Linked DNA regions of Mus musculus: all the other regions are linked to region 4. Evidence: chromatin loops called from intact Hi-C (ENCODE). Cell type or tissue: left cerebral cortex. All regions are shown on one strand. Region 1 holds the start of Cabcoco1 (ciliary associated calcium binding coiled-coil 1). Region 2 overlaps Cabcoco1 (ciliary associated calcium binding coiled-coil 1). Region 3 overlaps Arid5b (AT rich interactive domain 5B (MRF1-like)). Region 4 overlaps Arid5b (AT rich interactive domain 5B (MRF1-like)). Region 5 overlaps Zfp365 (zinc finger protein 365). Region 6 has its middle 14 kb from the start of Cabcoco1. Region 7 holds the start of Zfp365 (zinc finger protein 365).

Evidence for each region. Hi-C counts contacts between places; a loop is a spot of excess contacts. Peaks named below come from ENCODE experiments on the same cell type or tissue, not always from the same donor. Only the 100,000 strongest peaks of a DNase experiment are listed, where the experiment ranks them.
Region 1: it touches region 4 in a loop (2.1-fold over the local background); 2 of 42 quality-filtered maps call a loop at or near these places.
Region 2: it touches region 4 in a loop (3-fold over the local background); 4 of 42 quality-filtered maps call a loop at or near these places.
Region 3: it touches region 4 in a loop (6-fold over the local background); 10 of 42 quality-filtered maps call a loop at or near these places.
Region 5: it touches region 4 in a loop (2.4-fold over the local background); 2 of 42 quality-filtered maps call a loop at or near these places.
Region 6: it touches region 4 in a loop (2.8-fold over the local background); 2 of 42 quality-filtered maps call a loop at or near these places.
Region 7: a loop joins it to region 4, with 2.4 times the contacts of the local background. A loop is called at or near these places in 2 of 42 quality-filtered maps.

The regions. Positions count from the first base shown.
Region 1 is chr10:68,540,960-68,544,959 of GRCm38, reverse strand. It overlaps Cabcoco1 (ciliary associated calcium binding coiled-coil 1), which reads left to right and starts at 3,085. Exons shown (of 8, transcript NM_028491.1): 1 at 3,085-3,213. The coding sequence starts at 3,103. In left cerebral cortex, a CTCF peak has its summit at 2,208; DNase peaks (open chromatin) are centred at 2,155 and 3,067; H3K4me3 peaks cover 960 bases; H3K27ac peaks cover 1,116 bases.
Region 2 is chr10:68,463,414-68,467,413 of GRCm38, reverse strand. All of the region lies in intron 5 of Cabcoco1 (ciliary associated calcium binding coiled-coil 1), which reads left to right. Among named protein-coding and RNA genes, the nearest start is that of Gm32872, 64 kb to the left of the region's middle. In left cerebral cortex, a CTCF peak has its summit at 2,294 (motif pointing left); a DNase peak (open chromatin) is centred at 2,290.
Region 3 is chr10:68,190,104-68,194,103 of GRCm38, reverse strand. All of the region lies in intron 3 of Arid5b (AT rich interactive domain 5B (MRF1-like)), which reads left to right. All of the region lies in intron 1 of Gm51770 (a long non-coding RNA gene), which reads right to left. Among named protein-coding and RNA genes, the nearest start is that of Gm51770, 41 kb to the right of the region's middle. In left cerebral cortex, no CTCF peak of the experiment used is centred here; DNase peaks (open chromatin) are centred at 329, 929, 1,860 and 2,067; H3K4me3 peaks cover 867 bases; H3K27ac peaks cover 2,647 bases.
Region 4 is chr10:68,272,746-68,276,745 of GRCm38, reverse strand. All of the region lies in intron 2 of Arid5b (AT rich interactive domain 5B (MRF1-like)), which reads left to right. Among named protein-coding and RNA genes, the nearest start is that of Arid5b, 4.0 kb to the left of the region's middle. In left cerebral cortex, a CTCF peak has its summit at 1,702; DNase peaks (open chromatin) are centred at 922, 1,287, 1,666, 3,307 and 1 more place; H3K4me3 peaks cover 1,654 bases; H3K27ac peaks cover 2,118 bases.
Region 5 is chr10:67,899,611-67,903,610 of GRCm38, reverse strand. The region is part of intron 2 of Zfp365 (zinc finger protein 365); the gene reads left to right. Among named protein-coding and RNA genes, the nearest start is that of Zfp365, 11 kb to the left of the region's middle. In left cerebral cortex, a CTCF peak has its summit at 2,150; a DNase peak (open chromatin) is centred at 38; H3K27ac peaks cover 3,092 bases.
Region 6 is chr10:68,553,884-68,557,883 of GRCm38, reverse strand. No RefSeq gene overlaps it. Among named protein-coding and RNA genes, the nearest start is that of Cabcoco1, 14 kb to the right of the region's middle. In left cerebral cortex, no CTCF peak of the experiment used is centred here; a DNase peak (open chromatin) is centred at 2,405; H3K27ac peaks cover 103 bases.
Region 7 is chr10:67,910,204-67,914,203 of GRCm38, reverse strand. Zfp365 (zinc finger protein 365) reads left to right here and starts at 1,542. Exons shown (of 5, transcript NM_178679.2): 1 at 1,542-1,833. In left cerebral cortex, a CTCF peak has its summit at 1,557; DNase peaks (open chromatin) are centred at 1,513, 2,535 and 3,577; H3K4me3 peaks cover 2,699 bases; H3K27ac peaks cover 2,530 bases.

The DNA of each region.
Region 1 (4,000 bases), 270 kb before region 4:
ATTAGAGTCAAGAACTGTCTGGAGAGAATGAACCTCAATCGAAGACTTGCCCACATCAGACTGGCCTGTGGTCTTGTCTGTGGAGAATTGTCTTGGTGGATGGTTAGAATGGAAGAGCCCAGCCCACTGTGAGTGGCACCATCCCCCAGAAAGTGGTTCTGAGATGTATAAGTCAGAAGAAAGCAGACTCCAGAGAGAAAGCCAGCAAGCTGGGTCCCTCTGTGTTCTCCTCTAGGTTCTTTGCTTCAGTTCCTGTTCAGACTCACCTCAACAATGGTCTGTAAACTAGCAGTGTAAACCAAATGAACTCTTTATTCCCTTACCTTACTTTGTAGAGTTTTTTTTTTAATCATAGCAACAAAATGCAAACTAGGATGTTATCCTTGCTGAAAACTAAACAGATGAGTAAGGGAAATGACTTACCAATTAAATAACTTTGTATGTGTTTTCCTTTTTATATCAACCAGTCTTGCATTATTTCAAAGACTGTCTAAATTGGAGCTCCAGAATTCTGGTTCCTCTCACTGTCTTTAAAGGGTGGATGCAATGTTTCTGGCCCGATCCAATAAAGAAGTTCACTAGAATCAATTGCTCAGTTGAAAACCTCAGGAATGACAGTGTTTGGATGCTTAAGACTCTGTGAATCTCATCTGTGCCATTATTTCATCTATTGTTGAAGAACCTGACTGATGCATAACATGAATCAGGGAGAATAGTCTCATAAAGACTGACATGGAAATGTTTAGCTTTTATAAAAAGAAACCTCGAGGTCTCAGGATCACTGTGTTTGGTCACATAGTTCTCTGCAGAACCATCAATATTCATCATCACATTACCATCTTCCTGTGCCCCTGGGTATTTCTCTGGGGCTTCAAAGCACACCCTTTCTTCAAGAAGCAACCTATACTCGAATTAGCAAACTTCTAAAAAATACTTCTCCTCGCCACAGGTATGGAGACTGGAGCACTCTCACTATATATATAGCAAGGGTCTACCATCCCACATTTTGTAAATGTGCCGGTAGTCAGAGAACACTAAAAGACATAATATAAATGACCATAAACTCCAAGGTTGATGCTCCCCTTGCCTTTCCAGTACTAAAACAACCTGGTAAGCTGCAGGCTTCACTTAGAAGCCTATAAGTGCAAGAGAGGCCTGGTCAGGAAGCCTTAGCTGAGCCTGCCAGTGTGATGTCTTCCTCACTGGCCTGTCTCCCCCCAAAAGTGGGAAGCTAACATCAGCCCAAAGTCCTGCAAGTCAAAGAAAGCTTCAGGCTGATGGGTTTTCAACACCATTCTATATCAGGAGGTGGGGTGAGGTTGGAGTGAACAATCTGCCATATAAAATTAAATGACCTCCTCCAAACTCACTTCTCTATAAATTATAATATTGGATGTATTAAGGTAACATTTGGAATTTCATGTTTCCTGAGGTACCACTCATGTCAATGACTCCATCTTTAGGGCAGTGTTCCATCTACTTCTGGGGTCCACAGTTAGAAATAAAGCTGTAAAATTGCCAAAGAGAGGGCAAAAGAACTAAAGGCCAGCTAAATCCGTCCCACGGTCGGAGGAAACCACAAACTACTCTTAGGAGAAATAAATGTGTTTGCAGTTTAGCAAGCACTAAATTGCAGGAATGTGAGCCATTCAACTTCACAGAAGGTGGCTAGCTGCATTCCATTTCTTTGGAGTAAAGATCAAAAGGAAAAAAAAAAGAGAGAGAAAAATATTAAACACTTTAATGAGTTTGGAAGTTGGTGGCTCATAGTAAGTCTGGCAATAACTATGAATTGACTGTATTTTCACTAATTGAACACATTCTAAAATCCTTTTAAAGTGGGGTTAAAAGTCATAGCCATGTTGTTGAGTTAATACTTTGTACTGAGAACTCAGTCAGTCCCTCGAAGAGTAAAAATTCCAAGGAAAAGCGACATTACAACCTGCTTGAAGAGATGGAATGTCTGTGAATTAAGCTACAGATGACTCTTGAATAGAGGTGGGCTATACCAGGATTTGGGTTGTTTAAACTACGAAAACACTTGAGGGACAGACATGGTTATAAAGCTACGTACAAGAACATGTTAAATTTTCTCTGAAAGGCAACTGGAGAGAAGCATTCTGATTTGGTAAGCTGGTGGCTTTGCACAGCATGTATCCAGCCAGGAAAGTTTAACACAGACACCAGCACTGTGAACACTAGGAGGTGACAAGATCCCCTGAACATTTCTAATACAATAATCGGTTTGATCTCTTTGGAAAGCTTTGAAGCCGTTAGGGGTTGGGATTTTGTTGTATGCGTGGAGGAACCGACCCCGTAGTGTATGGATTTGACAGTAAGCGTCTTGCGTGGGTAGCAGCCTCCAAGCAGGTAAATGTATGGTGCATCCCGCAGCCAAAGGAAGCATTGAATAACCAAAAAATATCCAAATATGTAGGATCGGGCTTGTAGCTCAGTGGTTAAGGTGTTTACCCAGGACTCGGGTGACACTGGGTTCAGTGTGTGCTTGCATAAATTGGGTATGGTGCCCTTGATTGTAAGCTCTTGGGAGCTGGAGGTAGGAGGTCAGCAATTCAAGATCCTCTTCAGCCTGGGCTACCAAGGTGGAGTGGGTGGAGGGAGGCTCTTCATACTCCCAATCTAATACCTCCTTGTTTAGAGTCTTTGTATTATGGAAATTTCAAACAGTTGCTAGAGGAGACAGTGTTCTAACCCCACCTCTTCCGCAATTTTAATTCACAAGTCCATTTGCCTCTCTCGGTATTTTGAAGTAAGTTGCAGATTGCCCCTTCCATCACTAGCTAAATATACACCTCTAAAATTAGAGTCAGTTTTTCCTACTGAAGACCACAATGCCACGGATCAGACTTTTAAACGTTATAAAAATTGCTTAAGATCAACCATTAAGAGCCAGAGCCCCCAAATCGCTTATCGTCTCCCTTTTAGAGTTAGCTTTCTGTGTCAACTCCAGAATTGCTTCTGAAGTAAATTTCTCAGTTTCCACTGTAATTCGAGCAGCAGGTGGCCTCACGGGCTCCCGTGAGTGGGCGGGGCCTGAGCTTCGGTTAGGCGTCACTGCCTCCCACCACGGTTGCCTTGGCGATGAAGGCTGCTTCCTCTAAAGAAAACGTGTCAGGGTCGTCCACAGGATTGACCTCCTGGGCGTTGACCACCCCTGGGGTGTCGCCAGTAGGCAGCACTTCTGACTCTGAGGTATGTGTCCCTTTCCGGGAAGTCCAGTACCGGGTCCTTGGCTAACACCAAGGTCACTCAAGGTCAAGGTCAGAGCTGCCTGGGACTCAAGCGGTAAAGGCTTGCAAGCTGATCCTTGGGGCAGAGGTCTCCAGGACCCCTGAAGCTCACACAGACCCTGTGAGCTTACTCTGGAAAGTTCCAGGCTCACGCAGCCTCACAGATATGCAAATCTTTAACTGGAAAAACAAAAAGTAATCTCTGATCTTAAAGGGGACCCGTCCCTTTTTGCAAGTGCCATTGATTGACTGGGAAGATCAACAACTGTTCAAAGGGTGTTAAAGATTGCTGCTTTCTGAGTGAGTCATGGTTAGTTTCTGTTGTCACCTGTCCCTGTCCCAGGAGACAAGACCAAACACCCTGAGCTGAGAGTCTGTTCTCTGCCCCTGGCCTCATGGCTCATAGTGAATTTGTCCCTGGTACTCCAGGGACCTCTTGGGTAACACAAGGTCATCTACCACCCCCTCCTAGCACCAGCTATCAATGTGTGTGGAGCATTAACTCATCGTGACCCTAGACTTAATGCTTAAAGGGTTATTACTATTGCATTTTCACTTATTTGTGGGTGGGTGGATGAAAGTCCCAGTCCCAGTGCTCAGTGTGGAAGTCAGAGGACCACTTGATGGTTGTCCATATGCGTCCTAGTGATGAAGGTCAGGTGTTCAGTTTTGGCAGAAGGTGCTGCACTCCTTGCTAAGAATTTAACCGCAAGTGCATCAGCTAAGCCATCTTTTTTTTTTTTTTACTG
Region 2 (4,000 bases), 190 kb before region 4:
TCACACAATGATATGAAATCTAGTGGAAGCTGACTCAGAAGTTGAGTTAGTTTGACTTCCTGATGTCAAGACATTTCATAACAATGACTCTCTTAAGATTTTAAAGAAAGAACTTGTCTCATGAAGTTTCTGATGAACTGGATTCTGGGTAAAGGGGAGGAGGCATCAGTCAGTGATAGAACACTTCCCAACCCCCAGCATTGCACAATAATAAAATATTATAGAATATAAACTAGAATAAACCTACAATAAAAAATCCAAAGAAAACTGGCTAAGTGTGGTTAAATTATTAAAGTATCTGACTACATAAAAGTTGCCAAATTTACAGAACAGTGTTTTAAATAATATGATGTGTAAGCACTTACCTAAGTTGTCTTGTATTTTTAAATCTACCTTCTGAATTATTTATTGACATAAAGGTCTATCAGTAGGAGCTAAAAAGAAAAGATATTAAATTTAGTCACTGTGGCTCAATTCCCTGGGAAAACAGTGAAGTAGCATTTTAATTACCAGCAAATTTAATGTTACCAACCAGGTGTGAACCATTGGAAAGTCCACCAGCCTCTCTACCTAAGCAAGTGTTTTCATGAGTATGATATTTTTAATTTTTTAAAAAATTATTTATTATATGTATGATATCTCTGTGTATAAAATATATGTGTGTTTATGTGTGTGGGGCATGTCTGTATGTGTTTGAGTTTGTGTATAGTATAGTGTGTGTATATACTTTGTGTGTGAATGTACTTTTGTATGTGTGTATATGTGTGTGTACACTTTGTGTATATGAATGTATTTTTGTATGTGTTTTCCTGTGTGTATGTACACTTTGTGTGTATGAATGTATCTTTATGTGTCTCTCTCTGTGTATATTGTATGTGTGTGTATATCTCCTGTGTAAATGTGAGTGTTTTTTGTATGTGTGTTCATGTGCTTGTGAGTGTGTGTGTGTGTGTGTGTGTGTGTGTGTGTGTGTGTGTGTGTGTGTGTGTTTAGGTCAGAGGACAACTTTCAGGAGTCAATTCCATCCAACGCATGTTCTGGGGTTGAATTCAGGGTTGTGCATGGCAAGGGCTTTTCCCCACTGAGATATTTCTGCAGGCTCGCTTGTATGAAATCTTGACAGCATCAGTTTCTAATAAGGAATGCAGACCCCGAAAGCTGTCCCATTTATACTGCACTTATGTTATTTTGTTTCAACTACAAATTCCTAGACTATCAAAGCTACCAACATTTGACTGTAAGGCAGTTACATCCTACCACAGAGGTTCTCAAAATACCCAAGGCCCCTCCTCCGCTTCCTCTCCATTGTTAGGATTAGTCCACATGACATTTCTTTGAGCAAAATCCATAATGAGATGAATAGTTTTCTTACTGGAAATGTGTATGTTATATAAACAGTTATTGGAACCATATAATCTATATCGATATCCACCAGGCCTGGTCCTTCTCAGATTTAATGAAGCTGTCCATTCAGTGTGGCTGTCTTGAGCTTACAAGGCTCTGTTTGTCTTCAGAATAAGGCCAGGCTCACAAAGACACATGGCAACTGCCAAGATCATAATTACTTTTATATTGATTTAAATCTAGTAAAATATTAACATTTCTTATCTCTTAGAGGATGGTTTGAGAATATACTACCAAAATGTGAGTTATAAAAAGGCTCATTTTTTAAGTCTGTAATTTGGGCCAAATATCTACCACAAACATTGTAGTGTATGTTTCCAGAATCTTTATGTCTTAGAGAGAGCCATTCAACAATTTATATTTTGATTCTGTTCCTATATTTGCTAAGATTGATTTACCTATCTACCACCTAGTTAGCTAAACATGCCATTATAAGTAATATATATCATTTGAAAATAATGTGATCTATGCAAACAACGTATAAACACATCCTAATTATAAGTAATAAGTGCACTTTTGTGATGTCTCCAGGTTTGATTAATTAGCTTGTTCTAACATATACCAGCCATTTTAAAGCATGCTGTAGCTTTGACCTGTTTAGCTTTTGCTTCATTTAAAGCATGCAGCTCACCCATTTTACTGTGTTTTAAGATAAAATGTACAAAGACCACATGCCTCCCAAAGAAAGATTAAATTACTTCCAGTCGTTTTAAACCGATAGACAAAAGCAAACTCACATGAAACCTATCATCCTGAGTTTTGACAACATAGAATTTTCCAGTTCAGGGAATACACACTCTATCTGAGACACTTCATCAAAACAGGGATAAAGGCCGGAAGGGCCTCAGCAGCTGCAGCTTGCAGCAGAGTCGCACTATGGCGCCCTCCTGTGGAGGTTTGCTCAAAGATTCATCTGCCTGCCCTTGGGAAAGATTTTCCCCCCATCAGCAAAAAATCAAGGCATTCAGAATTAAGGAAATTCTATCTGGTTGAGTCATTCCTTCCATTTGTAACTGGGCTTTGAGCTGCTTTTCAAATCCAAAAACCATTTACGGTACCGAGGATTTGCAGATCAACATACACAGAAGGGAGTGAAGCTTCTCATCTTTATGTCTTAATTATTTCATTGAAGTAGCTATCCCCCTTGATTTTAACTTAATTAAGAGCTAAAGGGGGCAACCAGAAAACTCAGGCCCTGAAGCAGGAAGATAAATTCTTCAGTAAAGACATATTTTTTTTAGATTTGTTCAGTTAAAACCGGTTTTGTGTTAGAAGCATAAAGACTATAGATTTGTAATCATAACAAAGAAAGAACAGTGAAGTTTAATTTGATTAGATTGTGTATTTATTTATATTTATTAAATATATGCAAATGGTGACCATTAGATTTTCAAACCATTAAATTTTTAGCTCCACTTGGAAACTTACCTTTTTCACCCAGAATAAATCAATGTCATTTATTAGATGTCTGTCCCAAAATGATGGGTCATTTATATTTTCTCACCAAAACTGATCCTCCTCCTATGCTCGATATTCTGGGTATAGAAATGTGATCTATGTTGTATGAGACATATACACACAAAGACATTCACATGTGCCCCAATATCTCTGCACTTTTGAAACAAATTTCTGAATAGATCTCAGTCTGTGCCGGATCCCCCACCTGATGCACTAAGCCTATCTTTCCTGCTGCATCTTCTCTTGTCCTGCTTCCCTGTGGAACCTTTTCAAAGTTATTAATGCTGAAGACCTCTACTAACTACTCAAAACTCAAGGCTTACCCTCTCCCCCATAGAAGTTAGGAACCACCAGAGCATGGTTGGGTCACCGCCAACCATAAAATTATTTTCATTGATACTTCATAACTGTAATTTTGCTACTGTTATGAATTGTAATGTAAATATCTGATATGCAGACTAACTTAGGCCACCCCCTGGGAATCCCCAAAGGGGTCGCGACCCACAGGTTGAGAGCCACCTTGGATCTCTTTAAGGAGGGGGATTGACTGAAGGGAGCTCAGAGAAAAACAAGAAAGCTATCCGCAGCATTTGACTTTACAATACAATGGATTTTTTTTTTTTTTTGGTCTCTGCATGTAAATCTCTTTAAATCTGTCTCCTGCAAATGGAAATGGGAAAACACGGGATTTTTAAAGCCTAAATGTCTGTAATTACAGACTATTAGGTGACTGCCGCGCTCATAACTTGAGAAGTGAGCTCAGCTCTGTCTGAAGCCTTAGCCATAATCAGGAGATTATAAGTGAGCACATCCACACTACACGTGTAGAACAAAAATCTTCAAAACAAAAATAGCATGAGAAAGTGTGTGGCGGAGTTGGGGACAGTGTCAGCTTCCTTCAGTAAAAAAATACCTTAATTAGTAGGACCAGATTAGATTAGAAGCATAATTGAGAAATTCAACCTACCCAAAGAGTCACCAAATTGGGGGGGGTGGGGGGGGAAATCTCAGAAAAAGAAGGTTGGCAGGTTGGGGAGTGGCAGGGAGGGTATGTTCAATTATAATACACACTGTATGAAGATATTGCTGTATAACCCAGTGCTGTATACATTGAATATATGCAATGAAACTTAAAATA
Region 3 (4,000 bases), 83 kb after region 4:
CAATCGCAAGAAGCAGTTCACATCTGCCTACAACTTGAGGTCCGGTCCAGGCAACCGAATGCCGTCTTCTGGCCTCTGAAGACACCTGACACAGGTGCAAAGGTGCACACAGACAAATAAGTGAAAATAGCACAAACGGTTTTTATTAAGAAGTTAACTTGTTTGAAAGGGAGGCAAATTTGAGGCAGGTCAGGCCCCCTAGGTTCCAGCATGTGATCTCCCAAGGCTTGCACTTATTGTATAATCCCTGTCTTGTATGACATTTAGATTTGGCTGAGATGATCATATGCAAATGACATGCAAAATTCTCAAGATGGAATTCAAAAAGACTCCCGAATGTGGCTTTTTCCGCTGTGGCCTTTTGGGAGGACCAAGGAGGTGGAGCTGACTGGCTCCCCAGTGGCTTCATTTGCTACTTAAGAGTGATGTCTGCATTTGGTTTGAATTTAGCTTTGTGATGTTGTTTTCTTTCTAGAGAGACGAAGCAGTGTCCAGGGTAAAAAGCTGATATTCACATAGCAATACCTAATTTTATGTTTGTGTGTCTGTTTAAGCTATGTCTTTTGATGCAGCTGGCTACAATCCTGGGTTATGTAGTTAAAATGTTCTTTGTTCCATTTGCAATCATGTATTCTTTTCTTTCTTTCTTTCTTTTTTCTTTTCTTTTCTTTTTTTAAAAACTTTTCCAGTGATGTTTTTGTTGCCTACCCTGGGAAGATCTGTTTTTCCATTTATCAAAACAAATGGCAAGCTAGGGACCATTTAAAGTCGTTTTCTTAGTTAATAAAGCCAATCTCCTTGTTCTGTTATGTTAAAAGTACATTATATTTTTATTGCCAGTTCTGTGGGCCTGGGTCTGTTTTCTGTCTCAGCAATCTCAGGCAGGCTGCCCCACTCACTCACTGTGTGGAGAATTACAAAATGGTTACAGGCAGGTCAGCTGACTTACAGTACCAGCAGCCATTCTCAAAATAACCACAACAGTCCAAGCCTGATGTATCATTTACGTCACACACTGTTTTCCTGAAATCGTTTGTGGCCTTTTCATTTCTATTCCTGATAGAATCTTGCTCTTGGTCCCTTTTAATCAGACATTTAATTTGTTTTTATTATTAATATTTTCCACTACATGTCTTGGCCTGCCTCCAGTAAAACAGCTCTGATGGGCGGGGAGGTGAGGGGGGGTTAAACAAAAAACAAAAACCTCTTCCTCCCTCAACTATGGTTTTGCTGCAAATGTGTTTTGTCCTTTGATGTGTCTGGACTGGGAGAACTAACTCTGAAGCCTTGAGAGAGATTTGGAAACACACTGAGGGCACCCCACATCAACACATAGCCACAACCAGGAACTGATAAAGTTGATGGACGACTTTGGAATTTTAAAACGGTTCAACGAATTCTGGCTATTTAGTCACATAGCCTGCCTGCATATTTTTCCCCCTTTTACAAATGTCTTTTCTGTATAATGTCTTGTAATTAGAACAGGAAGTCATTGAGTAACTGTAAGATGAATAAAAAGCACTTAACACTGAAAGGAAAATTACCTTCCGAGAAATTATATTCTTTTTTTTTTTTTTTTGCTCTCCACCCTGCATGTTACAATGTTGGTAATGATAGTAGCAGCTGTAGCTACCCTTATCTGTAGGATTTTTGTGCTTGGGTTTTCTGAAATTAAAAAAAAAAAATCATGTTCGGTAATAATCAAAGACGAATGGACAGGAGATAGGAAATGCCTAATTATGACAAATATTCTGTCACAACAGAACCGCAATTAAATGGAAACGGTGTAATTGTCAATTGCAGTAAGGGCTGGACGGCTGCCAGGTACGCAAAGTTGAGGGCTTGCCTTTAGTTGGTTGCTAGGAGCAGGCAAAAAGTATAAAGGTTTCAGAAAGGAATGTCTCCTGTCGGAAAGGGACTGCAGGCTGCATAGATCACTGGGCAAGCCCTTCCTATTGACATGATGTTGCTTAAATTGTTTCAAAAGTAGACATCGGTGGTTTTTTTTTTTTTTTTTTTTTTGTAACTCTAGCAAATTCATCTCTGCTTGGGGGAGGGGACCAAAGAAAGGAAACTGTAGGTTGTCTGTGAAGCAAACCCGAAGGACATTGTGTTTCAAACCAAGGCTCCATACAGATTTGGAATCTTTTAAGTGAAAAAAAAAAATCTTTAAATGTTTGTTTCTGTTGGCCTCCAGACGCATTTGCCCTAATACGATTACGAGAACGAAAGGGCGAAATACTTGGCAGAATTTTCAGTTGAGGTAATTAGGCACAGGAAAGGACATGCATATTTTTTCCACCAAGCTTCTATAAAGTACTAGTGTGAAGGGTTTTATGAAGTTTTTTTTTTTTTTTGGTTTCAGGCTTTCTGATGTTAGACGGTGATTTTTGGTAAACATACAGGGTGATGTTTCCTAAACAACCCCCACCCCCACCCCTGCCAGGAGGATAAAATTATGTTTCTGCAATATTATGTAAGAGATGAAAGCAAATTTCTCTCCTCTAGAATGGATGTTTTCAACCTCCTGCACATTTGGCCACCATTAACTATTAAGAGAGAGAGAGAGAGAGAGAGAGAGAGAGAAGAGGGAAAAGCATTATGGATATTTGAAACTCTACGCTCCAGTAATTTATTGTACTTGACATTTCATGCATCTCTTTATACAAAGACAATCTGAGCAACTCACAGGATGAATGCTCGCCCCGCCCCTCCCCCTCCCCTCCTCCCACCTCCCTTCCACACCCCGCCCTCACTCCCCCCACCACCACCCCTGCTCCCCGAGAGAGACACACACACACACACACACACACACACACACACACACACACACACACACGCCATGAGAGCCATGGTGTACAGCTACTGTTTGACAAGTCGAGGTGGAGTTTCGGATTATAATTACAGTTTCTCTGTGGAATTCCATTTGGGAGTTTGAAAAATATATATAAATAAGTGAAAAAAAATGACATTGAGAGAGGTTAACAAAACGTGTAATTATGACATAAGCACGGGATTAGAGCCATTTCAGTGGAGCATTACAAGATCTGTACTTTAGGTATTAACTTTTAATAGGCCAAGTTAAAGTTCTCTTTATTGAAGTTGAAATGAGGTTTAGTCATTGTGGAACTCTTATTCCCTTTGAATATTTAATTTAAAGCTAAGCATGTTCACATTTTTGGCTGGGGAGGAGGACCCAAGAAGTGGGATGACATTTTAATAGACTATCATAACCATTGTTTACAGTGCCAATCTTGAGTACCAGTCTTTTTCTTTTTCTTGTTTTCCTTTAGGCAGATTATATTCTACTGAATAAAAATCAAGTAAAAAAAAATGTGTATTTAACCCAAGGAACTAGAATGTTCTAGAAAAATACTCTGTACGGTTAGTTCCGAAGTTTCTTGTCTGATGTGGGTGTGGTTGAAAGAAAATCATTGTTCTGAGAACACTTTGTTTGTCTTTTGCTAAACAAATGTGCAATTTATCCATTCTTTGTTCACAGATTTCTCTACTAAAGTCTCTTGTGAAACCGAAAGGGGGGACTGCGTTTATTGGTGGCTCTTGTTGCATGTATCGGAGTATTTATGAGTCTATGAAAGGAGAAAGGAGGCATGGGTCTAGCAGCAGGATTTCTGTTAAGAATTCTTGAAGGGGCCATTTGCTTCTATTTGTTTCTCTCCGTGCTGTTGGGAAATAGAACATGCCAGCCATTGAAGAGTTTAATGTTCTTATGGCTGTGTGAGAGGAAGCTGATTTAATGTAGAGGCTTAGGAAGTCGTTAAAGGATCATAGAACTTAAGATCTGCAAGGCTCTTGCGAAGTCTTAACGTCCATTCCAGCTTATGCGCTCTTCTTTTCTTCATTTCTCCTCCCTGGCGGGCTCTATTAACGTCTATAAGGGCTGAGGGTCTCCTGGGCTCTCTATGGTTTATATAAATATGAAAAGCAATTCCTCTGGGAATGGCTAATTACAAGGTTGGATATTTGCCTCCATCCAAAC
Region 4 (4,000 bases):
CTGTTGTTAAATGAATGGTTCGGTGCTGAACTCCTCCGGGGCCCTGGAGCTGCCAGCCCAGGCAGAAATTCCTGGAGCTGATGGAGTTGATTGCACTTTTGGCCTTGCTAGCTCACTCCCTCTCCCCCGGATCGAATTACCCCTCAGTGGTCCGCGGCTGGTTAATTAAGGGAGTTCGTCAGAACCTCGGCCCAGGAATCTGCCTTTTCGGAAATAAGCTCCGCCCTCCTCCCGGCACACACCCCTCCCCCGCCCTCCCCGAAAAGCCTAGGGTGTAAGCATTCGGCTTTCCGGGCTCCGCCTGCAGCCTGACTAAGGTGGTGTGTGGATGCAGAGTGGGACCCCTGCAGCCCACCAACAGGTTGAGCGCCTTCCTCCCCACCCCCCTGGGCTCAAGCCCCTCCCCCGACCCAACTTTGCTGCGCAGCTGTCTTCCTTCTCTCCCTCCCCCTTCCTGATTTCTTATTATTTGCTTTTCAAATTTATTACTTCAACATGGCCTGTGATCTGGAGAAGGGAAGGATTAAATATCCAGAAAAGAGCTGGTGCCTAACAGACTTCGGACTAAACCCAGGAGGAAATCATTCAGTGTTTTATGGGATATTTGTGGTCACTCTTTTTTTTTTTAATTGAAATTGGAATATTTGTTTAAAAGACCCCGAGTTGACCCCACTAGGTCCTCTTTAATTTCTGTTGATGTAACTAAACGGCAAATTCTGATTTAAGAATAAAATCCACAGACGATCCCATCTGTCTGTCAGAACTGTTGACAATGAATAGATACGTTTTTTAAACACACGATCTCTTTTTAATTGTTCCTTATGGGGAGTTGTAATGATCTAGGCATTTCGTATCTACTGTATGAGCCATACCTCAGAAAATTAATCTTGCCATTTAAAAGTAAACTCTAGGGGGTTTGTGGAGAGAGGGCGGCTCTATTTATAATCCTCAGCTGCTTATACATAGTCTAATATTATGCATGATTTGTTTTTTAATGTTAACACGGCTGGTAATTAGCTGTATGATTATACTTGTATATTTCATTAGGACTTCGGCTGATGTCATTGTGAGTTATTCAGCCATATTAAAACAATTTTCAATTGAGATAATGACACGCCTCAAAATTATGCAAATGGAAGCTGCATTGTGCAAAATAATTATGACAAATGGAAAGCAGGTAGAAAGTTTCCCGGTGCAGGATCGGTTTTCCACCCGGGTGATGTCATTTCCCCCCTGGCCTAAGTCAGACGTTAGCAGAACAGCAGCAGCCAGGCTCCTGGGGAGGAGAGTCACAGACCAGCATTTACTGCAGGCGCCTTGAGGGGGCAACAGGGCCTCTCATTAAGAAATTTGCTTTGTTTTCGCCTACTCGATTAACTTGTTTATATACATTGAAATGGTTTTTATTATTGATTTTAAATAGTTTTGAGGGATGCCTTTGCCGTTGCTAAATGCAGGGGAATGTTTTCTTGGTGTTCAAGAACATTTCATCAGCCAGCAGAGTTTATTTTAAGTAACCAAATGGAGGTTAATAATTTCCTGATTGAGCTGACATCGGCACCTATCTGGGAAGGACGACCAGGATTCTGGGTACTCTCTATTGAAAAGAGACGTTCTGCCTTTTTCTGATTTCTTGAAATGGGAAGACGTCAGTTCTAAAAGCAGGAACATGATCATTGTGCGAGTTTAGAAATAGCGTCCCTGTGTGGTTCGCTGTGATTTGCAGCAGATTTTTTTTTTTTAATTCCACATGGATCTTTGCAGTCAATGCAGGAGACTGGGTGGTACAGGATTGTGCCTACCCATTTTATAGATGGGGACAAGAACATGCCAAAGTCATGTTGCCTGTCAAGTGTGGCCAGTGTCACCCAGTCCTTCCTAAACTTTCAGCTTGCCTCCTTCAGTAAAAATCTATTACTGAAATATGAAAACACATCATAGTAGATTCTAGAAGCATGCACCATTAAAGGCAGTCCCTTGATCATTTTCAAACGAGGCTACTCAATCAACTCCCAAAGGAGATATTCAGGGTTAGAAGATTTTATTCTATGTAGTTCAAATAATCCTAACTGAAGCTATAGAGCAAAAATATTTTCATAGTTATTAATAATTAGCTATCGATTGGTTTCCAGGGTGATGGTGACATCAGACATTGCCAGTGCTGGTAACCTGAAGTGAGGAAAGGCACTTGCAAAAGAGGTACACTGGAGGCTGAGGTGGCTCAGTGGATGAAGCATCTACTGGGCAAGCATAAGGAACAGAGTTCAAATCCTCAGAGCCTCATAAACTGGAAGCAGGAACCCTAGCTTGAGATAGTACGCAGCAGTGAACAGCACCTTAGACAAGGTAGATGTTAAGAACTAACCCTTGAGGTTGTCTCTTGGTTTCCACAAGCATGCTGTGGTGCACTAGTATGCCATACATCCAAATGCACCTCTCTCTCTCTCTCTCTCTCTCTCTCTCTCTCTCTCTCTCTCTCTCTCTCTCTCTCTCTTTCTCTCTCCCTCTCACACTCACACTCACACACATGGGGGGGGGGGAGAAAGAGAGAAAGTGAGAAAGAGAGAGAGAAGAGGCACATTTTTATTCTACAACTTAGCCTCAGTTTGACCTTAGATAACTATAAGAATCTGAGCCTCAGTTTCTTCTCCCAGAAAATGGGAATAATACTAAGAACTGAAAAATTTGGGGGAAAATCAAGACACATTATAATAGGGGAAAGCGCTTTAGATATTTTAAAATTCTTAAAATGAGAAGGACTCAGGGTAAGAATATTATGAACTTTTTTTAAATTTTATAAACAATGGCAAATCATAGTAACATTTATGTGGATTTCGTTGGATCTAATGATGATCCTGTCTTAAGTCAGCATGGGAGGAAAGAGCAAGACACGGGCAAGGAGGTAGTGTCCATGGTAACCACCCTTGATTGGCACATGTGAGCAGTAGCTCTTCAGGGAAGGACATGGCAATGTAGGTGGGTAACTGGTCCTGTTACTGGGTAACCTCTAATCATGCTTATTCTCAAACTGCTGAGTACTTAATCTATTGGCGGTTGGCTTTCCAAATGCATGCATGTGCAGGCTTGGGTTTTTACATGAAGGTTTGTTGATGGCCTGGAACTAGGAATGGGGAAGGTTAAGCTAATGATGTCATTGAGTCAAGACCAAGCACGCCTGGGTGTTTTAGACTCCAGCTTGCTTTCAGGATTTCTAACAGTCTATAGTTGTCATCATCCAGGATACACTGAAAGTCGTGGTCCATTTAGAAACTGCTTCAGAGATGCTCTACTGAGAGCCGCATAGCACAGTTGGAATTGGAGCCAAGACTTTGAAGACTTTCAACAGTCTCGCTCAAATGATATAACCGTGGAGAATTTCTCAAGCATTCTGTGTCTCGCTATTTTTATCCATATATGGGCATGTGGTATCGACTTCCTGGGATTGTTTTATGGACTAAATGAGCTATTATATGGTGGAAAGGTACTCAGTGGATAGATAAATAGTGATTGTCTGTAATCGTTACCATGAATATTGGTATGTGCTTTTCTCATTGGAATTTGAGTCCTCCTGGCAACTCCTGGGTTACTTTGCTACAAATCCCTCCCTGGTGGTTCTGGTTCCTTCCACTGGGGCTGTTTTTTCTACGTGTGTTGAGCTCAGCTGTGTCATCACAACAGAATATTTCTTAAGAATTTTTATTTTGCTACTGAAAAATGTTACTGACTGGACTGGCAACATTTTTCAAAGGATTACCTGATTTGATCATACCTGGGGCAGGCAGATGTGTTCTGGAATCTAGATGGTCTGCCTTGGGCTGTCTTTGTTTTTGCAAAGCCCTTAAGGTGATTGTAGAGATCTCTGAGTCTCCTTGACTTACCTTGCTGTCCTTAAATGGTGCTCTGCCTTGCCCAAGACTCAATTTTTTCATTTGTATAATGGAATTGCTGATCTTGAATCTACTGAGGAAATCAGAGATGATGATTTAAAAAAAAAAAAAAA
Region 5 (4,000 bases), 370 kb after region 4:
GCTTCTCAGCTATTTTGAGACGGCTGCTATGGTGACATCATTTATTTTTTTTTTCTGATGTGATTAAAGAGAACGTCAGCTGGCATTGGAAGTGTTGGAAACAGGAACCTGGTAGCATCGTTGCAGGGTCGTGACGCTAAGCTTCTAAAATATCCAGCTCAGAGCTTTTAACTTAGCTCTCCAGATGCCCTCACCCAGTCAGAAGGGGGCAAATCCCACTGTCAGCCTTGGATAGAGGTGAGGGGCCTCTGATTCCATCTATGATTCTTAGTTTGTGGTTTGTAAGCTAAAGTAGGTAGATGCTCTATTCTTCTCTTGGTCATTTGCTGTGTTCCCAGCAAGCGTGAGGCTGGGAAGATGGCTCAGGATGAGAGCATTCGTGATACAAGCCTGGGGACTACATTCAGATCTCCAGGGACCCACATGAAAAGCTGTGTGTGGACGTACATGTCTGTAACCTTAGTGCTATTGTGGCTTGCTGGCTGCCACCGTGGTTGCAGGTTCAATCAGTGAGAGACCCTGTCTCGAGGGAATAAGGTGGAGGGTGAGGGAGCAGGGCACCCAACATCAGCCTTTAGCCCCTATGCACAAACAGTCATGTGTGCATATCACACATACACACACACACACACACACACACACACACACACACACACACACACACACACAATCTCTGCTGATTCTCATCTAGGAAAGTGACCAAAAGACATCCCTTGAGAGGCAGAGATTGTGAAGGCTCAGAGGGATCTGTGGATCCCACTTTTAGCTCATCTCTCAGATTGGTTTGCTTTTAATTTAGGTACGTGAGTGTTTGTGTGTATCTGTGTTTCTGCACCGTGTGGGCACAGTGCTCATGGAGGCCAGAAGAGGGAGACTGCCCTGGAACTAGGGTTACAGATGGTCATGAGCCACTCTTGGGAACTGAACCCAGGTCCCCTGTAAGAATGGCCAGTGCTCTACTTGGATAATCTCTCCAGCCCTAAGTTCATTCCTATAAATGGTCTCTGTTGTGTTCGGATACACAGACTAATGCAAAAATCAACAGGACATTGAACACATTTTCTTAGGAATAGCATGGAAAAATTTAGAAATCCTGGGAATATTTTCTCTCCAGGTTTCTCCTCTTTTCTCATCCTACCTGAGTAATTAATTTAGAATATAGTATTAATCTGCTTAGAATTAACAAATTAATTTAATTTCCTGACTAGGAAAATTAAAAATTAAAAAAAAATCTTTCTGTCTGTGACATATACACACTTCAGTGAGTGTGTGCAATTGTGTGTGTGTGGGGGGTCATAGGTTGATGTTGGGTGTCTTCCTTTAGCATTTTATACCTTATCTTTTAAGACAGGGTCTCTCACTGAACCTGGAGTTCATCAATTCAGCTAGGCTGACTGGCCAATGAGCTCAAAGGATTTGTCTGTCACTGCTCCTCACCTCAGCATCGGGGTGGCAGCTTTTATGTGGGTTTCGGGGGTCTGAGCTCAGCTCCTCCAGCTTGCAGCAGGCATGTTACTCACAGAGATATGTCCCCCAATCTGCCACTCCCCGAAAAAACTCTTAATAAAAAACTCTTAATAAAGAGCCTTGTTTATTCGTAAAGCCAAAAAAGAAAGGAGAGGCAAGAGGCCACAAAACCAGAGAGAACACAGTGTTTTGGGTGGCTCTCTGCCCTCCAAGTTTGCACTGGGCTTCTGGTGCCTGGAAGGATTCTTTCTCCTTGGTTTGCCTCATGGCTGACATTACAGAGCATCTGAGGTGCTGTGTGATCAATAGTTAAGACTATTTTTAGCTGGGGGTATTTTTATCATTTCATATACTCCTGAATAGGTTCATAAATCAGTAATGCAAAAATGAAATTTAAATAACTCGATTGAGTCTCCCCTTGGGAAGGGAAGCCAGTGTGATTGTTAAGAGTCGAAGACAGGAGTCCATTTTTAGATCCCACCCTACTCCTGATGGAGGTGTCTGTGGTTGATTCTTTGGCTTGTGCCCCGAGACTGACCTGGGAAGGGGCAAAGGGAAGCAAAGGGTTTTTTCCTGTTGTGTGGGATGCTCAGCGAGAGCTCTGGTTGTACATTTGTACTTCATTAAGAATTTGTTAGGTCCCCATTATCTGCTGGACTCCTGTGGACTACACACGGTGCCCCTGGTGGTTAATCCTGATGGTCAACTTGATGGGATTTAGAGTCACCATGGAAACAAATCTCCCAGCACAACTGTGAGGGATTATCTCCATTCGGGTAGCTGAGTGGAAAGATCCATCTGCAATTGTGGGCAGCAGCAGTCTATGGGGTGGGGTCCTGGGCTAAATAAAAAGGGAAAAACTAAACTGGGTACCAGCCTGTATCCCTCTCTGCTTTCTAAACTGTGGATGCCACGGGCCAGCTTCAAGCTCTTGACTCGGTGAGTTCCCCACTGAGGGATGGCACCCTCTGGGACTGTGAGCCAAAATAAACATTTCCTTTGTTAAAGATGCTTTCATAGCGTCTTTTGCCACAGCAAGGCCAGTAACTAATATGCTCCCCAGGTTCAATGTTTGTTTGTTTGTTTGTTTGTTTGTTTGTTTTTTCGAGACAGGGTTTCTCTGTGTAGCCCTGACTGTCCTGGAACTCACTCTGTAGTCCAAGCTGGCTTTGAACTCAGAAATCCGCCTGCATCTGCCTCCGCCTCCCAAGTGCTGGGATTAAAGGCGTGTACCACCACTGCCCGGCCTGACTCAATGATTTTTATGATGAAATGGGTAAGTCACACAACTGGTCTCCTGTGGTGTGTGCCCTGACAGGGTTCTAAAGGGTTCTGTGGGAGTGCACAACCCTTTGTCACTACAATTAGGGGTGTGGAAATGGTTTCTGCAGGGAGACCTTGAGGTTACAGATAGCAGTAAGACAGGGGACCAGGGAGAGGTTTTAGCTGAGAGATCAGCTTGTCACAGGTGTGAATCTGGCTGGGTGCTAAGATGCAGGAAGTCAGAAAGATAAGAAATGGTCTTTTATAGCAAGTTGGAATAGGTGATAGGGGCCATCTGTTGTCGCTCCTTAATAATGTTCAACGAATGCATGCAAATTGTGAATATCATACATGATATATTGTTCACTTCTGTCAGTTTGTTCACCCATGCTATGTGTATGTGAATATGTATGTTTGCATGTGTGCTTGAGTTTATGTGTGCGTGAAAGTGCATGTGTGGCCTGTGTGTGTGTGGTGTGTCTGCCTGTATTTGTGTGTATATGCGTGTGTATTATGTCTGTGTGTGCACCTGTGTGTGTACATGAGTGTTTGTGGTGTGTCTGTGTGTGCATGTGTGCATGTGTAATTTCTCTGTGTGTGCATGTGTGTGGGTGCTTGTGCATGATGTGTGTTTAGTATGTCTGTGTGTGTGTGTATGTGTGTGTGTGTGTGTGTGTGTGTGTGTATGTGTGTGTGTGTGTGTGTCTGAAATCCAGAAGTCAACCTTGGATGTAGTTCTTCAGGTGCCATCCACCTTGCTTTTGAAGATAGTCTTTCACTGGTCTTGGGCTCACAAATAGGCTAGGATGGCATGCCAGTGATTGTCTGTCTGACTCTACCTCCGCTGTGCTGGGATTATAGCCTGGAGGCCACCACACCAAGATGTTTTTATCCCCTGAGCCTTCTCCTCCCTGCACCTACCACTGTCTAAATTAGCTTCTAGGTGTGATGATCACATGACAGTGCATTTTGATTTTTTTCCCCAAGGTTAGCTGCCTTTAACTCATCTCGGAAGAGGTGATCCAAGGGTTGGCAAGTTAAAGGTATTTATTATCATGCCTGAAGACCTGAGTTTGAACCCCAGAATCCACATAGTAGAAAGAGAGAATTCAGTCCTGTGACCCTCACATATTCACTCTGGCATGTACATGCATGTTTGTGAGAATGCACACACACACACACACACACACACACGCAAGTAAATAAATAAATACAATAATAAAAGTAATATATTCAGCTTGCAGAGTTTATGGCTGTCCTATAAATGACT
Region 6 (4,000 bases), 280 kb before region 4:
GAAGTAGCTGCTAATGTCCCTAGGTTCCTAATTACCATTGACATTGTGGAAGAAACCCAAAAGGCTAACAGACTTCTCTCAGGGACTCAAAAGATGAAAAAGTAGGGGCTGGAGAGATGGCTCAGCGGTTAAGAGCACTGACTGCTCTTCCGAAGTTCCGGAGTACAAATCCCAGCAACCACATGGTGGCTTACAACCATCCTTAATGACATCTGACACTCTCTACTGGTGTGTCTGAAGACAGCTACAGTGTAGTTACATGTAAAAATAAATAATAAATAAATCTTAAAAAAAAGAAAAAGTGAAATGCCAGCATTGAGTGCAGAAAAACAAAGGAGGTGAAAGAAGAGAAGGAAGAAGGAGAAGAAGGAAGGAAGGAAGGAAGGAAGGAAGAAGAGGAGTAGGAGGAAGAGAGGGAGGAAGAGAAGGAGGAGGAAGGGGAGGAGGAAGAAGAAGAAGGGAAGGAAGGAAGGAAGGAAGGAAGGAAGGAAGGAAGGAAGGAAGGAAGGAAGGAAGCAAGCAAGCAAGCAAGCAAGCAAGCAAGCAAGCAAGCAAGCTAGCTTTCATTACAGCTGTTAACTGGTCAACAAACCATCTCAAAAATCTATAAATGAAATTCCTAGCCCAACTTCCCACCATTATGGAGATTTCACCATACATTCCAGCTTGTATCTGAACTCCCCCCGCCCCCACCACCACCACCATGTTAACAGGATAGGGGCAGGGAGGACTACAAACAGGTGCATAGGTTATGTCAAGCACATAGATTTTTGTCAGAGTCAAGACTCATGAAAATTAATTGCCCCTGCCAGACCTTTCCAATCCCAGTGAAATCATTTATTTATGTAACTGATAGTGTTGGTCTTCAGCTAAGAACTCTGGAGTACACTGAAGGAGATTTGCTCCTGGTGACAAATGCCAAGTAGGGTGTGTTTATTCATTTGTGTGTGTGTGTGTGTGTGTGTGTGTGTGTGTGTGTGTGTGTGTGTGTGTGTGTTCAGGGCTTTGAAAGCATTTGCTTTTTATAATATTGTAAAATCTTTTGAAGACAATGGTATGTTAGGCAAACACTCGGACAGAAGCCAGAAAGGCTAAAGCCAGATGTGACCTATGATTTGTACATAATTCTTAAGACAATGCATTGTATTCTGTAGGTTTTATAGGGGAGACTGACCACAGGATGCAGAAGCCCTTTCCTGGTATATCCTCCTGTGTGCATGCATGCGTGCATACATTAGATCTCCTCCTCTCTTGTTCTCCACTTTATTTTTCAGACAGGGTCTCCAATCGAACTTGAAGCTCACTGATTACACATGACTAGCTCACAAGAAAACCACAGGGAGCCTCCTGGCTCCATCTCTCACCACCAAGAATATGGAGGGATGTGCCTCAACTTCCAGCTTTTTGTGCAGGTGGGAGGACCTGAGCTCAACACTTAATGCTCCTGTCGCAAGCACTTTATCCACGGAGCCATCCCTCCACCAATCCTTTTGGCAGCTCTTAGAACTTTTCACAGGGTAAACATTTTTCCGCATCAAATTTTTACAAAATCATCTTTAAGATACAGTCACAAACATATTTGCCCGTTTTCTTGCTCCACAAGCACTTTCTATTATTATTTGCACTGTCTGCATTGGCTTAATATGTACGTCCACAGCAATGACTGTCCCTCTGGTGTGGGTATTCCTACCCACTGAGAAGCACAGGAATATCCCTGACACAGCTCAGGATGGTCACCTCTATGAGCCATTTCTAGTGTGTATTATTAGAAAGTTTCCTTATCTTAATTCTATTTTTTTCTGCCCCTACAAAACACCTTTTACTCATTAATCATTTGTTTGATTTATATGAAATGTATTCAGTGGCCAAAACACTTCTGGGCTGTGCATAAAATTTAAGCTAAAACCCAGCAGCTAAAATTCCCCCCTTTAAACTATAATGGAATTACCAAGTTAATGGAGCAGTGTAATCAAGCCAGAACCAATAAATATAATGTAGCCCAAAATAGGCCATGAGAACAAATGCCAATAGATATTGACAATTCTCCACATGAAAGCAGGCCATTCATTACACTGATGCTTATGTTGTCATGGCTTTATCATTTTTACGGTCCAGTTATAGGGAGGGTCTCAGAGCCACACAGTCTCGAGCCTACTGGAAATAAAAGGTATAAACAGCGTTCTGCCTTCCAAAACCACGCTATCCTGGGTGTTAAAAAAAAAAAAAAAGCACACATTAAAGTTCTCCAGAGGGGTTAGTCCATCAAAGTGCGCAGACACCCACTAACGCACAGTGTGAGAAGTGGGCCTTTAAATGCTCAGTAGAAAACACAGGAGTGTGGAAGAAAGAATCCAAGTTATAAATATACTACAGGGGACACTGTGAATCTCTCTCTTTTATTCTTCAGAGGGAAAATATTTAAACTCTCAGAAGGCTGTTTTGATGGATGTAAGCACACAATCCTTTGGAGGGCGTGTAGCTTTTAACTTCTAGAAGCTTCTTAGAAGATCGACTTGTATAAAATGCTCTGTATGCCAAATTCTAGATTTAAGAATGAGGGTGCTTCTGGAGCAGATGGCAGGATGGCCCTTGGCTATAAATGTGCTAGGCTAGGTTCTCTGATTCCCAAACTTGATGAAGAGAGATGGGGGGCGGGGGGGTGGAGGCTACATACTGGCCACATCATCTTTTGGATGCTAACACCCTTCTTCTTGTTTCATGGATGAAGAGACCTAAAAAAAAATTCCATAATGCAAAGACATGGGTTTTGCTATTATATATATAGATATATAGATATAGATAGATAAATAGATAGATAGATAGATGATAGATAGATAGATAGATAGATAGATAGATAGATAGATAGATGTGTGTATATATATATATATGTATATAAAAATATATATAAGGAAAAATATATATATGTATGTATGTATATGTATAAAAGAAATCCTATTGTTTGATCTATCTTTCCTAACAACATTAAAGCAATTTGAGCTTTCCTTTCCAAATTTTTGGCAATGAAGTCAGTACTTAAAAATAGTATTTGGGCTGCCAAGAAACATGGTTTTTTAAAGGGATGATATAAAATGTATTGTAATGAATCACGATTAGTATGTCGTTTCAGGAGATGTGAATACAAATGGTTTCTAGCTAATTGATCTTCTTTCAATATTTCCCTCTTTGAAACTACAGCAGAAAATTGTTAAAATGGAATGACAGGCACACAGGAGTTCATCACACTGTTCTCCGTGCTTTTTTGCAACTTGGAAATTTTCTACTCCAAGGAAAAATAACAGTGCATATTAATTACAGAAAATTTGTGAAGTGCAAATAAGAAAAAAGAAATCACTGAAAGGTGGTGTTTTAGGCAGCATTTCTGTAACTCTCAGATTATAATACACACAAACACACACATAATCTCATTTTACATACAGAAACAATGCACACATATGTCTTACACTGCACCGTTCTCGCGATTTATTATAAATGATTTTTAAGCACCTTTCCTTGCAACCACGTGAAATTTCGTTTTATGGATCTAAGTTGATTTTCTATGTCATGCTCTGATTCCTGGGCATTAACCATCTCTTTCCCTTACAATTAGTAAGAATTGTACACTAAAACTTAAAGGTGGTATTTTTTAGATAATATAACTATGCCTTCAAGATACATTTGAGGAAATAAAATTTCCAGGTCAAAGACTAGGGAACATAATTTTTTTTCTAGGCAGTTTCTCATAAGAAGATGCAGAAATGATATTAATTCTTGTGTCAAGTAAAGATGCTCACCCGCACCTACCACCACCATCCCTGCCCGTGTGAGACTGCCAGTCTTGCAAGCACATTATGAATAACTTGGATTTCATTCACCATTAGTGACATTGTTAATATTTTGTGATGCTTCCTTCATGTTAATCATCAACTTCACAGAATCAAGAATCACCTGGGAGATTGGCTTCAAAGCACACCTTGATCATTTTCATTATACCAGGAAGTCC
Region 7 (4,000 bases), 360 kb after region 4:
AGAGGATATAAAGTGGTTTTTGTTGTTGTTTTGTTTGTTTCAACTCTGTCATTGTTTTTTCTTTGATTGTGGATATGTTAATACAACATTTTGTGTATTGAAGTAGCCAGAACTACATATGCATCCAGGAAAACCCAACATGCCTTACTCCCTTGTGGCTCTGGTTGTAGGTGTTGGCTTTGTTTTAAAGTCACCGACCCTCAGCTCATTGTGAAGTAGCCATGGCTTTTCACTGACATCTGTCACACTGGCCTACTTAGAGGTGAGCTTTAAAAAGGTATTCTTAAGGAAGAGTTATTCTTTTTCTTTTGCACCTGAAAAGATTTCCCTCCTTTACTTTCATCTAAAATCATTCTTTATCGAATCATTCTGTCACGATGCAATTTAATATGGAAATTGTATTGATAAATGTAAAATATGGTTTAATGAAGAATGTGATAATATTTATGCCATTGTTAGAAAAAAATGGCCCTAGGAAGTCTTCGCGCTTCACCTGAAGTGGAGACATTTCGGGACCAAGCAAGGCAAACAAGTTGCCTCAGTGTTGGGAGAGGGCTGAGTTCTAGACGTTGGGTCCCTTGACTCTCCCAGGTCATACTTAGCATCCTGCCCCAAAGGTAGTCAGAATTAGCTTCCTGCTGTTCAAGATGATGGGTGCACCCTGACTCTTGGTTGTGTGCAATGCACACTCAGACCAAACTTTTTTTTTCAGCTTAATAAACAGTTGGAATAAACGTGCTCAATTTAGAGAGTGACCTAAGATAGTGACCGCAAGAAGCATAACATTTTCTGAGAGAGCAAGCCTCTGCGCAGCTGCCAACCCCCGTTTTGTAGGAGTCACTCTCTGGTACTGCTTTCCTGAATTTTACAGGCGTGCACCTGTCATCAAAGTCTTAGTATGAATATCAGTGAAAGAACGTTGACGACAGCCCAGCAGCTGATTCGAGCAGTGTAGGTCCTTTGCAAGAGCAGTATGTGCTCTGAACTGCTAAGCCATCTCTCCAGCCCCTTAAAAGCAGGTTTAACAAAATAACACACACACACACACACACACACACACACACACACACACACACACACACACACACACACACACACACACACATCCCGAAATTTCAATTAGGAAATGAGATTTCTCAGAAGCTAAATCTTTCCTCCACTGAGAGACTAGTGTTGGGGGCATCCTCTCAGTGAGGAGGCCTCAGGGTTTGGCATTTATGTTTCTTAACTTCTACACTTTTATTATCTTTAGTTTTGTTTAACTTAGTCCCAGGACACTACTACCTTCCACGGCTGGAGTAAGCTGGTCCTGTGCCCCCCCCCCCCCCCCGCCAGGTTGCCTGGATGAAGTTCTAATATAAATAAATATCAGAGCCTTCCTGCTGGCAGCTCTTTCCAGGGGCTAGCCAGCTAGGCTCCATCTTCACGCCCACTTTCGCCGCCCCTGCAACTGGGAGCACTTGCCTGGGCCTGTAGCAAGACTAGGCTGGGCAAGACTGGCACGTGTCCCCGCCTCCCTCCCCAGGGACCATCCTGCATCCCTCCCCGTGATGTCAGCGGAATCCTGAGCTGGAGTGAAGGGAAAGGCCCAGGATCTCCCGCTAGAGGGGCCCCGATGGGGTGGACCCAGGGGTGGCTGCCCGGGGCCGGAGCACCAGCCTCGCGTCCCCGGGCGCCGCCCCCGTGTCCCGCCCGCGCCACGCTCCGCCCCGGTCGCCGCTCGTCCCGCGTGGGAGCCGACCCGGCTCAGCCTGATTTACGGCTCTGCTGAAAACCGCTCGCACGGCTCCCGCAGCATCAGCACCGGCGGCTGCAGCGGCAGCAACAAGTCCGGTAAGTGGGCTCGGCTGGAGCCGTGCGCCCGCGCCCCCTGCTCCGCCGACACGCGGGGAGGTGGTCCCGGATGCGCAGCATCCTGGGGAGTCGGGACCGTTGGCTTCCCCACAGCCACTTGCACGAACTCGCGTGAGCACGAATCCACGCAGTCACCAGCGGGAGCGGGGGCTAGGAAAGCCGGGACCCCCACGCAGGTGCTGCCCAGCCTGCCCAGCTCTGCACAGGAAATCGAAACCCTTTTTGCTAACCTGTGCCCTAGGTTTCCGCTGGGCGGATGAAAGCCTTTTGCTGGGGGTGGGTGGTATATCTCGTCTCCCCCATCCAAACATCCCCCCCCCCACTGCTGCTATAGAATCCTCTCTTCTTATCCCTGCACTCCATTGCAAGCATCTTCAGCCCTAGGCTGGGCCAGGGTTTGCATCCTATTGACCAACCCAGCGCAGCACAGGAAGGTTCTCCTTTGCTGGGGTCCAGAGACTTTAGTAACCTGGAAAATGTGCCTGCCTGGCGGATCAGGCACCATTTCTATCTCAGCATCTGGAGGCAGATAAGGGTGTAACACAGACACTTCACTCTAAGATGCACCCTAAGATCCGGGCTCCTTCCCTGTGGGACCCAGTGCTCCTTGTTGCCATTCTTGGAGGAAATAAGTACCACGACCCTTGCAAAATTGGGTTGTAAGAGTCATCTGTTGCTAGGGCAAAGGGGATAAAGATGCAGAGGCAACAAGAACTTCCTGTTTATGGAGGAGTTATGCTGACGCCCACCTGGTTCCAACACTCTAGAAGTTGTCGCGCTAAAAACAGCATCAGAGGCAAGGCGCATCCACCCAGAACATTCTATTAGCTTAGGATCTTGGCCACGGCCCTGTTTATATCAAATAATACCGGACACTTCGGGTTTCCAAATTTCAAAAGATCGTTATTGTTATGTTAACGCTTTGATGTATGTCATCATACCAGTAACTAAAAATATTAACGGCATGAACAAACCAAGATGACAAGCAGACGCGTGTCACTAAACCTGATGAATCAAGTTCAATCCCCAGGACACACATGATGGAAGGAGAGAACCCATTCACACAAGTTTTCCCCAGCCTACACACACACAGACAGAGTCACTCACAGAGTAAATAAGGAATGCTATTTATTAAAAAAAAAATCTAAAAAAACATTTGGTTGAAGAATATTCAGCTCTTGATGTGTTTAAAGCCACTGTGCTTAGTTTGATCCATCCTTCACAGACTTGAAAAGAGACTGCCAATGGACTCACAATTTATGTGCGACCCGTGTCTATGTAGCATGCCAAATTCAGGAGGGCAATAAACTTGAGTTCTGTCTCTGGACCACTCTCCTTCCTCTCCGGGGCTTTATTATTTCACCTCCTCTCTCTAGCTTTTCATCTGCATATGAGCGTTAGCCACCTTTGCTAAGCTAGGCTGTTGCTGGATTAGAAATTCAGGCCCTAGCATCTGTATCCCACCCTGCAGAAATACCATACAGTAGAAGCATCAGATGATACAGAAGAGAGTAGATGTAGCTGCCTTTGACAAAGGGGTTTAGGTTTCAATTTCCACATAAAAATCAACATTAAATATTATATATGAAATAGTTGCTTTAACCCAAGAAGGCTGAGCTGATGTAGTCACTATGGAAATTAGCCTGGAGGTTTTTCAGGAGACTGAAAATAGAAATATCATATGACCCAGCTATACCACTCCTGGGCATATCCCCAAAGGACTCTATATTCTATTACGGAGATACTTTCTCATCCATATTTATTGTTGCACTGTTCACAGTAGCTAAGCATTCGAGCCAGCCTAGATGCCCGCCCATCAGCATAAGCACAGATAACGAAAACATGGTGCAAATATAAAATGGAATTTTATTCAGCGGTTAAGGAAAATACCATCTGCTTGGTATTTGCAGGAAAATGAATGGAACTGGACACCATGTTAAATGAAATAAGCGAGACTCAGAAGACAAGTATTGTGTTGTTTCCTCTCAAATAGTGATCTTAGAATTTAACTTCTATTTTGGTGTGTGTGTGTGTGTGTGTGTGTGTATGCATTTTTTTCGGGTGATTCAGGGCATGTAAGAGGAACACTGGATAAACAGGTCTCTTAAGGAAAGAAAGGGGGAGGGTAATAGAATATATGTGACTT